Regions from separate parts of the Homo sapiens genome. Here region 2 is linked to region 1. The links are chromatin contacts, found by Hi-C in ENCODE. All regions are on one chromosome and are shown on one strand. Each heading gives the region's core, a stretch centred on a gene start or an enhancer-like site at or near the end of the contact. The rest is flanking DNA. Distances are from core to core; before and after follow the strand shown. Region 1 holds the start of MAP3K14 (mitogen-activated protein kinase kinase kinase 14). Region 2 holds the start of NFE2L1 (NFE2 like bZIP transcription factor 1).

Region 1 (6,202 bases), core at 45-2,544:
GCTATGAGGCATCAGGCAAGATATATACCACCCCCACTCCCTCATACACACCTGCCTCAGGTGCCTCGCCCATAAAACAAGACACTACAATCTGTCTTACCACACAGCCATCTGAAGGAAAACGGAGCTCACAGGTATGAAGACACTAAGCAAAAAACACATCACTAATGTTAAGATACTGTCTCCTTCTAATCTTTCAGAAAGACCATGTTTCTAGTCAAGGGGTTTCCAACATTTTTCTTGGAATAAACTCCAGACTCCTATTTTATATCATGACCTCACTCTAATCATTTAATTTCATGTGCTTTTAAAGTCCTTAATTAAGTCATTGGTGTTCATTGTCTCCAGCGATCAAAAGTAGTTTTACCATTTACTTTGCTGATGTATGTACCTTTTCACCACTTATCCTCTCCCTCATTCATACCTCCAGTCCACCCTTTAGGGCCGAGAGCAACTTTTTAACCTCGACTAGGAAGGAAACACTTTTTCTGAAGCTACCCAGCACTAAGGAGGCTCCCGGGCAGGTGGGAAACGTACGTACAAGTGGCCCCTCTCTGCCTGGTGCCCAGTGGCTGCAAGATGCCAGGGCCACGATGGGTTTCCAAGATGGGAATGTTATATTTGAACCGACAGATAAAGTCCCGAGTTGGAGAGCCCAGAAGAATTACAGAGGAGGACTGGGGTCCGAGGGCGGAGGGAGGATGCTGCGGGCGGCCAGCACTGCCCCGCTGCATGCTGAGGACAGGCTTAGCTCCTGCTCCCCGCCTTGAGGTGTGACCTGAGAACTTCCCATGAAAGGCCGGGAGGGTTTCACGCCAGGGCAGATGCCAGGGCGCACTCCTGCAGGAGACACGTCCGCCCCGCGGCAGGCGAGCTCCATCCTGGGGGCACTGGGGCGCAGAGCAGGCGGGCGGGCCTGGCGGCGGCGCGGGGCACTAGTGAAGGGGAAGCAGGCGGCCCCTGCGCGCGCTCGGAGCCAGCGTGTGGCCAGCAGGAGTGCGCGGCCTGGAGGCCCGGGGCGAGCGCGGCACCGGCAGCGCGTGCGAGGGCGCGCCCGCGGACCGCTGCGAGTGGGTTGGACGGGGTACGTCGGACTGCGCTGGCCTGGCCGCCGACCCCACTGCTCCGGGGCGAGGGGCCAGGCCGCAGCCCAGCCCGGGGCTGAGAGGCGATCCATCCCAGCCGCTCCCTGGTCGCCTCGCACCGGGCCCCAGGGTCCCGCCCCGTCACCTACCGGCCAAGCGCCGATCTCCCCAACCAAGCGAGTGTTGCGCTCCGCTCGCCCGCGATCTCCCGCCGCCGGCCGCCGACCGCTGAGCTCCCGGCCCGTGGTCGCCCCGCCCCGGTCCCGGGCTCCGCCCCCTCGCCTTCTCGGCCGCCCCCGGGGCCACGCCTCCCCCGGAGGCTGTAACTTTGCCTCGCTTCGCGCCTCCTTTCTTTGGCCGCACCGCGACCCGTGGCCCCGCCCACTCCCCTACGCCAACCAATGAGACGGTCGTCCCGGCAAGCCCGTCTTCCCGCTCCCTAGCAACGATTGGTTAACGAGGCCTGGTTTCCAGAAATGGGCACTATTTCCGGACGATGTTTGTAGAAGGGAGATCGCTGGGCGGGCGGACTGACAGAAGGCGGAGGCGACTAGGGTGTTGGTGGAACCACACATGCGCCCTCGGCTTCTGGCAGTCTTACCAGCTGCGTTCTCGAGGTTACGGGAAGGAAGGGCGAGTGTGCGCATGCGTGGGCACTCCCTGCCACTGACTTCGGTTACCTTGGAGACAGCGAGGCGCTCTCCCTCGTGGGTCGCGCGCGTTCCGCTTCCTCTCTGCTGCCAAGCGGTGGCGGCTGAGGCGGGAGGTGGTGGGGGTAGAGACGTTTTTATTGAGCTCTTACCGTGTGCCTGGTCCTGTAGAATCCCTGGAATGAGTAAAGAAGGTTACAGTGCCTGCCCTCGAGAAGCTTGGGGAGCCAAGGGCTTACAGGGGCCCGACCTGTGGGTTGAAACCCAGGTACAAAGAGAGCATGTGGGTGCGTGGCGTGGTACGAGCGCTGAGCAAAGCATCTGCTCTCTGGGTTTGCAGACCACAGAGCCAGCAAGAGGATGAGAGCTTGATGTATGCAAAGAAAGGACCTGGAGTTCAGAATATGCATTGAAGTGTCAACAGTGCTTCTTTCTGAATGGGGGTCGGGGGTGGGGAGTAGGGAAGGTATAGAAACTTTTTCTAACTTTTGCCCCTCTGTATTATCTAGTGTTTCCACACTGAGCTTGTATTTTATTTGTAATAAATTCCAGGCCAGGCACGGTGGCTCACTCCTGTAATCCCAGCGCTTTTGGGAGGCAAAGGCAGGAGGATCGCTTGAGGCCAGGAGTTGGAGAACATCCTGGGCAATATAGCAAGGACCTCGTCCTTGCAAAAAAATAAAAGAATAGCCAGGCGTGGTAGTTTGCACTTGCAGTCCCAGCTAGAGGGGAGGCTGAGAGTCTGAGGTTACAGTGAGCCATGATCGTGCCACTGCACTCCAGCCTGGGTAACAGAGTGAGGCAGTCCTTTAAAAAAAAAATCCAAACTTTTTTTTTTATTGCAAAATAAAAGATGTACTCCTACCCTGGGCATCCCACTTCCATGAAGGGTCCATGGTAGGTGTGGTGAGTGGCTCTAGTCCGGGGATAGGCAGGCCCCACCCAAGGCTGTCTTGAAAAGTAAGGAACACCCCATCTCTGGAAGTGTTTGAGCAAAGACCACCATCTGCTTGAGACTACTTTGCAGACAGTCCGAAGCTGAACTCTTCTTTCTGGATATCTGTGCCAAACAGTCATCTCTGCTGGGGAATAGGGAAGACCATTTATTTAGGCAGTGGTCAAAAACTCACAACCTGAGGGCCTCATTCACTCACCCAGGCCAGAAATATGCTTTGTTTGGCTGGCCCAATATTTTTTTAAATTTGAATTTGAATGCCTTAGAGCAGAGCCTGCGGTTCCTTACAGTTCCCGCCACCCAACCATCTAACCTTATGTCACCTGTCTGGCCCCTGGAGCATTTGAGGTTGTGGCTCCCGTAGAGTCCGTGCTTTAGAGCCAAACAGTCTCTGGCGCCCACCCTGGCTCTGCCACTGACTAGCTGGGAGATGGCAGACAAGAAAGAAGCTGGACTGGTGGCCCCCAAATCTCTTTCCACCCCTAGGGTTTTGCATTTCAGTGACTCAGGGAAAGGCAGAGCTTGGCCAGATGTACAGGTTGGTATCGGCAATCTTGGATGCCCTTATTGCCTCTCCCACCACCTGTTTGCCTCTGGGCACACCACTTCTCAGGAAAGATGTGGGCACACCTCCAGAGTCTGCAGACACTCCCTGGCTTGCCTTTGCCTTCTCTCTCTTTCACTATTCCTTCTTTAAAACACCCAGTGTCTCTGTACTTTGCCCAGGTTCCCTTGACACCTCTGGTCCTGGGTCCCCTGTACACTCCCACCTACCCCATCAAGATGATCTGTCTTTAAGTCCGTCCCTGAACATTAATGTGTATTAATCAGAGACAGTGAACTGTGTTGACTCAAAACTGTAACTCTGGAGAAGGAATGTCACATCAGGTTGCAGGGGAGGAGCAAACCACTAAACACTGGTAAGGAAGATATTCGGGATAAGCAAGGCCTCTCCGTTTCAGCTACTTTTCTGAGGTCTTTCCAAGCCCCACTGTGTGTGGGTGAGGTGAGAAACAATACACCTACCCAGAGTGAGCAGTGTGGTGTCTCTGAGTCTTGAAATGCTTGCACCCTCTGGAAGGAGAGCTTCGGGACGAGATTACTTCCTCCAAGCTTAAGTCAAGACAACCTGGGAAAGCTTCTGGCCTTGAGTCACTTGTGCAGCCTCAGCTCTGCTTTAAATACAAGAAATTGACATTTACAGGATGACTCACACCTGGAGCAGTGAACTAGGTTCTCAGTACTCAAGGGTTCTCACACCCCATCCATTTCAGGTCTGGAAATAGCGTTAAGACTGTGCTATTCCGAAAGAATCGCAGCTTGTTTTCTGATACTTTACAAAAAGTAAGCCAGATAGACTTAGAGTACTTCATGTGCATAACCTCACTGAATGTTCCCTCTAGGCCAGGGTTTCTCAGCCTGGCACTATAGACATTTGGGGTTGGATAATTCATTGTTGGGGGACGGGGCTTGTATTCGCCTGTTTTCACGCTGCTGATAAAGACATAGCTGAGATGGGGTAATTTATAAAGGAAAGAGGTGTAATGGAGTCACAGTTCCATGTGGCTGGGGAGGCCTCACAATCATGGCAGAAGGCAAAAGGCATGTCTTACATGACAGCAGACAAGAGAGAATGATGAGAGCCAAGTGAAGGGGAAACCCTTACAAAAACATCAGATTTCATGAGACTTACGCACTACCATGAGAACAGTATGGGAGAAACTGCTCCAGTGATTCAATTATCTCCCACTGGGTCCCTTGCACAACACGGAATTGTGGGAGCTACAAGATGAGATTTTTTTTTTTTTTTTTTTTTTTTGAGATGGAGTCTCCCTGTGTCACCCAGGCTGGAGTGCAGTGGCGCGACCTCAGCTCACTGCATCCTCCTCCTCTTGGGTTCAAGTGATTCTCGTGCCTCAGCCTCCTGAGTAGCTGGGACTATAGGTGTGCACCACCATGCCCGGCTAATTTTTATATTTTTAGTAGAGATGGGGTTTTGCTACGTCAGCCAGGCAGGTCTTGAACTCAAGTGATCCACCCACCTCAACCTCCCAAAGTGCTGGAATTATAGGCATGAGCCACTGCGCCTGGCCTCAATGTGAGATTTGGGTGGGGCCACAGCCAAACCACATCAGGGCTGTCTTGTGCATTGCAGGATGTTTAAAAGCTTTCCTGGCCTCTGTCTACTACATACCTATAGCACTCCCTCATCCACCCAATGTGACAATAAATGTCTCTGGACATTGCTAGATGTCACCAAGGAAGCAAAATTGCCCCCGGTTGAAAACCCCTACAGTCTGACCCCATTGAATAGGTAGTATTACTGTCCCCATTTCACTGATGAGCAAACTGAAGCTCAGACAGAAGTAACTTTCCCAGTGTCACTTTGCTGTAACAGGAGACCCAGGATTCAAACCATGTCTGACTTCAGAGCCCCTGCCCTCCTGCATGCCGGACTCTGCAGAGAGACTTCAGGGTTCAGGGAGCCAATTGCCCATCAGTTCTCTAGGACAGTGCTGAAGAGTGAGTAAATCAGTGAAGGAATGCTATCCTTGGATCATTTTTCCTTTTCTGTTTGCCTTGGAAGAAAGGAAATTATATTCTGGTTTTTATTGCCTTAGTCAGCATGGTTTATGGTGCTGAGCCATGTCCAGTGAGAAAGTGGCTGATGAGTCATCTGAATGTGGATTTCAGGCCCCAAATTACTGTGAGATTCTGAAGTTACACTTGAGAATTCAGATGTGAGGCTGAGATAAGAGATGACTGGGGACTGTAGGGTGGATGTTCCTGGAGGAGAGCAGTTTTCCTTTCCCTGTCGGGACTGCCTGAAGTTGCAGCCACAGTGCTGTTGCTGCCCTCCCCAGCTTGGACCTGCCCTACTGCTGCTGTTAGCTGAGGTCTATGGAGAGGCCAGGGAGGCAGGAGGGGAAATGGATAAATGGATGCAGGCAAAGTGTGATCCATTCTCTCTAGCTATTTTGTGATCAGTGATCTCATATTGGTAGCTTGAAATTGGACATGTTGGGAGTATTTATACCATGGAAGTTGGCAAACAGTATAAATCAGGGCTACCCATCCTGAGTTGGTTGTTAAACACCTGCTGGCACACCACTGTGTGCTGGTTCTGGCCTGTGCCTGCTGCCCACCAAACCAACCCCACATAGGGAGATGGCAGGGGGCACCACAAACCACAGAGCTGCTGTAGAAGAGGAGGGGCCATGGCGATGTGGGTGAGGGGGAGAGGAGTGCCAATTTCAGCAAAGAATGGAGGTGAGGGCTGGTAGGGGACTCTGGAGGGTACTGGGCAAAGATGACCTTACAAGAACAGGTCCTGGGCACACCTTCCAGAGATCTAGCCTCCTCTCCCAACTTTGGAGCCTTCTTAGGGTGCCCTGGCTTGACACAAATTCTTCTCATTTCCTGATTTGGAGATTTTCCCCTCCAGACTCACCTGCTTACCTCTAGTCTCCTCTCCACACTATCCTCAAGCCTTCTGGTGAATTGAATCTTCC
Region 2 (6,955 bases), core at 112-2,611, 2.7 Mb after region 1:
ATTAGTCTTTGAAACTGGTAAACTAGCTCAGAAGTTTTTTTAAGAATTCCATGAGTGGTTTGCTGGTGTACGTTTATTATATGCAGTGAAAGTACTTAATCTGCAAACCACCCCAAATTAAGCCCCTAACTCGCAAGCACAAAATGGACTCGATTATTTACTGAGTTATCAGTTGGCCTTGTCCTTAGTTGTACAGGGACTAATGACTCACCTATAAATAATGGGCTCTTCTAAGAAGACACAGTTGAGTTGACACCTCTTTGTCCTATAGCTGGGAGGAACGCATTGCAAACGCCAACCCAATGATTCCCTAAATGGGGTCTTCGCATCAGCTGCGTTAAAATCACCCCAGCAGGCAGGTTATCCGGCCGCCACTCCAGGGTCATTAAATCAGACTCTCCAGTGGGACCTCGGAATTCGTAGCTTAGCAAGCTCCCCAAGTGATGCTGGGAGTAAACTAACGTTTGAGAGTCACAAACATGTTTTGGCAATATAACCAGATGGGACTGGAGAAATTAAAAAATGAGAAACATCCCTAAAAAAGCAAGACTAAGCTGCGTGGGAGGCCAAACGAGGGGGGTCCTTTGGGCTGTTTCTACCATGACAAAAATCGCCATTACCCCACACCTCTCACACCGCCAACGTTCCGCCAACGTTCCGCCAACGTCCCACCACCCTCATGATATCCGTCCGCGGTACTGCTCCAGCGAAGGTACCCTTGCCTGGGCCATGAGGCGCAACCGTCCCTCACAGCTGGGGTGGCTTCTCCAGGTTCGCACCGAGGGGAAGTTGGGGTACCGGTTTCCGCCGCCAGCACCCAAGATGGCGGCACGAGCGTCGCAACCACAAGAACCACATGCTTCGTGTCCCGCCTCAGCATTCTCGGGTCTCACTAGACTTTTGCAAGTCACTGTGGGAACCCTCAAGGCGAGGGTGTTCCGCACTCTGGCGGCGATACACCTTCCTATTCCCTGACCTAGGCCTTCATTCCCCCGCCACAGAAAGCGCTGGAAGCGCCCAACCTGGATACTTCACCCAACGCCCAAGCCCACTAACATCGCCCGCCGCGAAGGCGCGGCCGAGGGGCCCAGAATGCCAGACACTAGGGCCTTCGCCCTCCTCATTGGTGGGTCCATACCGCGGGGCGGGCCTAGGTACTCATTGGGCCGGGAATTATGTCAGTCTTGGGAAATCAGGTCCGGGGATGAGGAGGTACACTCAGCCATTGGGCCCTCTCTGCTGCCAATCAGAGGGACATCCGTCGACGGCCCCGGCCTCGGCTCGTTGATTGGAGAAACTGTTCCTAGGGTGTTTGCGGCGGGCGGGTTTCCGAGTGCGGTAGCAGGAGGGGGCGGGGAGGTAAGCGGAGGCTCCGAGCTCTAGGCCGGCCGGCGGTGGCGGCGGCGAGGCCGGGACTCGGGCTTAGGGCCTGCTGTGGAGGCAGCGGCGGACGCCGAGCTAAGCAGTGGGTATCGGGCACATTCCTTTCCCAGAAGGGAGGGTTGCAGCGCCGCGGGGCCGAGGCTTATGGGGCGACGGGATGGTGCTGAGGTGCAGGAGGCGGGGGCCGAGCGGGGTTCCCGCCAGAGCCCGGCCCTGGGCCTGACAGGGAGGGGCCCCGCGCGGGGCCGAGAGGAAAGCTGGCTCCGGGGTGGGATGGACTGGGCAGGGTTGAGGGCACGAGAAGGCGTGGTGTGAGGCCTGGACTTGGGAGTGGGGTGGGGCCATCGGGACGGAGGGCGGGGTGGGGTTTGCTGTAAGGGTGGGTCAAGGCCAGGGAAGTAGCACTTGTTCGCTGGCCGCCCCTGGAGGCTAGAAGCTCCGGCGCCGAGAGTGGGCATGGCGACTTGGTCTCAGCCGGACTCGGGTATCCGGGCAGGGTGGGACCAGCCTCAGGCTATGGGCCCTGCACCTACTTGATTTTTAAGGGACTTTGTCCGGTTCCTCGAACTTAATTGGCTCCTGGGAGGTTTTAGTAATAAATTGCGTGAGAACGGGAGGGTAGCGTAAGCAGGAATTCTGGGTCGCAATTGTGTTTACTCTGACCAGAGAGAGGGAGTGTGAGTGTGTGTGTGTGCGCACGTTCGTGTGTGTACGTATAGCTCGCTCTCCCCCTGTAGAATGAAGTTGGTAGATGGGTCACAACGCAGGAGAGGAGAGGCGGTATGTCTTGGTTTGTGACATTAATGGAAGCTCAAAAGTGGAGACCAGAAACAGATTTACTTCCTCTGCACTGGGCAGTCTGGCTAGAGAACGTGGCCATATCCTTCTGCTTTGGCTCAGAAGGTCATATGAATGAAAATAAAACCTGCCTATGCAAATTCTGGACGGAATAGTCCTGCGTAGTAGGGCCCCCACCATCCCTCTCCTTTTTTTCTTTCCTTTTCTTTTCTTTCTTTTTTTTCTTTTTTTGAGACGGAGTTTTGCTCTTGTTGCCCAGGCTGGAGTGCAGTGGCGCGATATCGGCCCACCACAACCTCCGTTTCCTGGGTTCAAGCGATTCTCCTGTCTCAGCCTCCCGAGTAGCTGGGATTACAGGCATGCGCCACCACGCCCGGCTAATTTTTGTATTTTTAGTTGAGATGGGGTTTCTCCATGTTGTTCAGGCTGGTCTCAAACTCCCGACCTCGGGTGATCCGCCCTCCTCGGCCTCCCGAAGTGCTGGGATTACAGGCGTCGGCCCTTTTCCTTTTTTTTCTTTTGTAAGTTGTGAGGATAGGAAAGGGAAATCAGATTTCAAAGTTCAGAAAACAAAAGGCATTCTTCTTCTGGGTGAAGTGGTGGCCTGAACATTGTCCTTTTGTCCTTCCACACTCTCACTGTTTAATAATCTTGCCTTTTTGAACTGAGAAAAGACAACTGTTATGGGTGGTTTTCTCCCGAGGGGTGAAAATCCAGCTTTACTTTTAAGACAGGAAATGGGCTTCTCATGTGAAAATAGAAGCTGGGTAATGCGCCTGTAGTGGGGGAGGAGGGCTGGTAAATAAAACAAAGGTGTAAGATATTTTGGATGACCTGGTTATTGTCTGCTTATTCAAACCAAGCTACATTTTAGGATATTGCACATTTAATATTCAGTAACTGAGATCATTCGTGATCAGTAGCTTTCTTTGATAGTTCTTCTATGATCGGTTGCTATATTTTGGGTTTTTTTTCTGAGAGTGTAAGTAGTCCTTTCTTCCTGTAAAAGTGGCCTTTAGGCCAGGCACAGTGGCTCACGCCTGTGATCCCAGCACTTTGGGGGGCCGAGGCGGGCAGATCACCTGAGGTCAGGAGCTTGAGACCAGCCTGGCCAACATAGTGAAACCCCATCTCTACTAAAAATACAAAAATTAGCAGGGCGTGGTGGCAGGCGCCTGTAATCCCAGATACTTGGGAGGCTGAGGCAGGAGAATCGCTTGAATGCAGAAGGTGGAGGTTGCAGTGAGCACAGATCACGCCACTGCACTCTAGCCTGGGCGACAGAGTGAGACTCTGTCTCAAAAAAAAAAAAAGTGAAAGTGTCCTTTGAATGTGTTTTCTACCTTCTACTGTGAAGGTTTTCCTACCCTGATCATGATGTGAAAAGTATGGAATCTTATCCTGTTGCTTTTGTGATTCCCATTTCAGGTTTCTCTGGAAACCCCCCTGGTAAGTGTGGAGGAGGCGGGACACTCTGACCCAAGACGAAAGGCCTGTAGCTCCAGCCAAAGAAAATAAACCTTAGGAGGGAGAAGGAAAAAAAAAATCCATCAGCTGTTCCTGAGAACAGCCTGCATTGGAATCTACAGAGAGGACAACTAATGTGAGTGAGGAAGTGACTGTATGTGGACTGTGGAGAAAGTAAGTCACGTGGGCCCTTGAGGACCTGGACTGGGTTAGGAACAGTTGTACTTTCAGAGGTGAGGTGTCGAGAAGGGAAAGTGAATGTGGTCTGGAGTGTGTCCTTGGCCTTGGCTCCACAGGGTGTGCTTTCCTCTGGGGCCGTCAGGGAGCTCATCCCTTGTGTTCTGCCAGGGTGGGGTACGGGGTTTGACACTGAGGAGGGTAACCTGCTGGCTGGAGCGGCAGAGCAGTGGCCTTGATTTGTCTTTTGGAAGATTTTAAAAACCAAAAAGCATAAACATTCTGGTCCTTCAGCAATGCTTTCTCTGAAGAAATACTTAACGGAAGGACTTCTCCAGTTCACCATTCTGCTGAGTTTGATTGGGGTACGGGTGGACGTGGATACTTACCTGACCTCACAGCTTCCCCCACTCCGGGAGATCATCCTGGGGCCCAGTTCTGCCTATACTCAGACCCAGTTCCACAACCTGAGGAATACCTTGGATGGCTATGGTATCCACCCCAAGAGCATAGACCTGGACAATTACTTCACTGCCCGGCGGCTCCTCAGTCAGGTGAGGGCCCTGGACAGGTTCCAGGTGCCAACCACTGAGGTAAATGCCTGGCTGGTTCACCGAGACCCAGAGGGGTCTGTCTCTGGCAGTCAGCCCAACTCAGGCCTCGCCCTCGAGAGTTCCAGTGGCCTCCAAGATGTGACAGGCCCAGACAACGGGGTGCGAGAAAGCGAAACGGAGCAGGGATTCGGTGAAGATTTGGAGGATTTGGGGGCTGTAGCCCCCCCAGTCAGTGGAGACTTAACCAAAGAGGTTAGTGGACCTGTGGTGGGTGTGTGGGGCCTGGGGCTTGGGGGTGGGCTGGTCCCAAAGGATTGTGGTCAGAACACTGAGCCCTGTAAAGAGCCAGACAGGTTTCAGCAGGGCCTCAGGCACTGTTCTTGGGTAGGGATGGGCTGAACTTTCTGACTTTAGGATTGGGGGCTGGGAGCATTTCCCTGTGTTGAACCATTGACCTACCTCTAAATGTACTGTCAGGGCAGTGGGAGGTTCCTACACATGCCAGGGTGTTTACTGCTTGGATTTCAGCGTGACTGCTGGAGGCCTGGGGTGGGGGAGGAGTCATGTTGTGATGGGCTTTGATGCAGTGTACATCTGTTGCTAAGACACAAATACTTTTTGGACTCTTGTTTTGTACCTCCCCCCACATCAGAACACAGACATACCCTGAAGTTCTCCTTTGTGGCGAGGCCTGTTGTTGTATTGTCCTGATAATTCAGACCTCCTGGGCCTGAGCCAAAGGGTAGATTTGGATAGTTATTCTTGGCCAGGAGAGGGCCAAGGCTTCCAATCTTTGCAAAAGGCCCACTGCAGGGAGTAGGGAAGAGAAGTCTGGGAGCTAGAAAGAGAAACTGCATTCTGCTGCCCAAGTCAACTTGCTTTGAGCTGTCAGAAGAGATCCTTAGCTCTTGTCACATGGCTGACATACTGTTCTGGGCAGAAAGCGATGCAGTTCTTTGCCTTTCAAGATGTGAATGGCTGCTGCTGCCCCTGCCTCACCAACATAAGATTGCTTTGAGCTCTGGGTTTGTATGGCTCTCGCTTGCCATCCAGCCTTAAGTAGCCGGGAAAGAGGCCCACTGCACTCCCCTGGCCATTAGGGAAGGAGAAAGCCCGATTGGGTTTTTGGAGGTGGCATGTGAAGGAATGTAAAAAGTTTTACAGATGTTACAGAAATGGGCTTCTCTGCCTGCCAGGTCAGACCACGTTTTCCCTCCTTCCCTGCTCTGTAGTCTTTTCCTGAGCTTAGTTCTCTGACTGTTAGTGACTGTCAAAGAGTATGGCTTGTTCTAGGCCAGTGGTCCTCAACTGGGGGTGATTTTGTCCCCGAGGGTGCAGGTGGCAATATCGTGAAACAGTTTTGGTTGTCACATCTTGGGGCGGGGTTGCTACTGGCACCTAGTGGGTAGGGGCCAAGGATGCTGGTTAACATCTTGAATGGCACAGAACACCTTCAAACAACAGATTTGTCTGACCCCAAGTGTCAGTAGTGCAGGGATTGAGACACTCGGCTCTGTGCTCAAATGGCTCATACTGGACCTGCTTTGAGAGAGACTAGGATTATCTGAGCGCAGGAGCCAGGAACATTTCTTACCTTTCAGGGCCTGTTAATTTAGCTTCTTACAGGGCCACTTGGAACTTCACCTCTCTTCTGCTTCCCCTTTCCTTCAAGTGGGCTCTAATCTTGGCACAGTGTTCTGAAGTGTGCTTCCCAGTCTCTGCTCTATGCTCCTCCCCCAGGGTAGCTCCCCCAGGGGTGGGTGTAACTGGGTTTGCTCCTGGAAACCCTGCAGGGTAGCTGCATATCTGTTCCTGCTGGGATGGGATGGGATATTTTGGATATTATTGGGTGGGTTGGGGCCGAATGGGATGGGACTTTGACCCTGCTTTCCTCTGTTTCTTGGCCCTCGTGAAGGTTGTGCTTTTCCTCATCTCAGGCCTTTATAACTCCCTTTGGGAGGTGGGGTGGGTCAGCATTAGGGGCCCAGGCTGGGTATGGGGGAAGGGAGGATTATTATGTGTCTAGAACAACATTTCCTCAGCAACTCAGGGATAAAAATACCCAGGTCCAGAGCATGTGACAGGCACTGCTGGAACCGGTATTATCCCTGGGGTGGCAGTACTCCCCCGCTGCCAGGCCTGCTCTATGGACAGCCATAGCCTAGGCTGTTGTCAGGGATAGGATTCCCCTTGAGATTGGCATTCTGCCCAGAGCAGGGGGGTGGCCTGTTTACAGCTCTTTCCAGGCTAGGAGCTGACTGTGACCAGAGAGAACATACTGTCTCTCTGACCTGACCTTAGGCTCCAGGGGAGCAGCAGTGGGGAGGGAGCTAAATTTCCCCTCGAGAAACCAATCCAGGGAGTCTGAATTGTGATACTGAGTCTGTGAGGGGCTTCTTTCCTGCTTGGATGAGATATGGGCCAGGAATCAGGCAGAGAATGCTCTTGAATAAAGCCGGGGTGAAAGGGGAGGGGGGACATTTGTGGCCAGGAGAATGCAGAGCACCTGTCTCCCTAAGTATGGGGCTTCAGGGTTGTGTCTCCCCTCCTCTTGCTTGGGGCTAGGCTTGGCCAGC

What was found. Hi-C counts contacts between places; a loop is a spot of excess contacts on that map. Pooled maps may share reads with other maps.
Region 2: a loop to region 1 is called in a map of gastrocnemius medialis, with 6 times the contacts of the local background. The contact joins the promoter of NFE2L1 here to the promoter of MAP3K14 in region 1. A Hi-C loop is called at or near these places in 1 of 168 maps with a recorded cell type or tissue (gastrocnemius medialis), 1 of 37 single-sample maps with no recorded cell type and 6 of 50 pooled maps.

The regions. Positions count from the first base shown.
Region 1 is chr17:45,315,726-45,321,927 of GRCh38, forward strand. MAP3K14 (mitogen-activated protein kinase kinase kinase 14) reads right to left here and starts at 1,295. Exons shown (of 16, transcript NM_003954.5): 1 at 1,235-1,295.
Region 2 is chr17:48,046,998-48,053,952 of GRCh38, forward strand. NFE2L1 (NFE2 like bZIP transcription factor 1) reads left to right here and starts at 1,362. Exons shown (of 6, transcript NM_003204.3): 1 at 1,362-1,465; 2 at 3,610-4,631. The coding sequence starts at 4,122. NFE2L1-DT (NFE2L1 divergent transcript) reads right to left here and starts at 1,056. Exons shown (of 2, transcript NR_170231.1): 1 at 628-1,056. It also overlaps a transcript of COPZ2 not described here. RefSeq lists enhancers at 134-737, 582-771, 738-1,339, 842-1,081, 1,340-1,941 and a silencer at 1,492-1,771.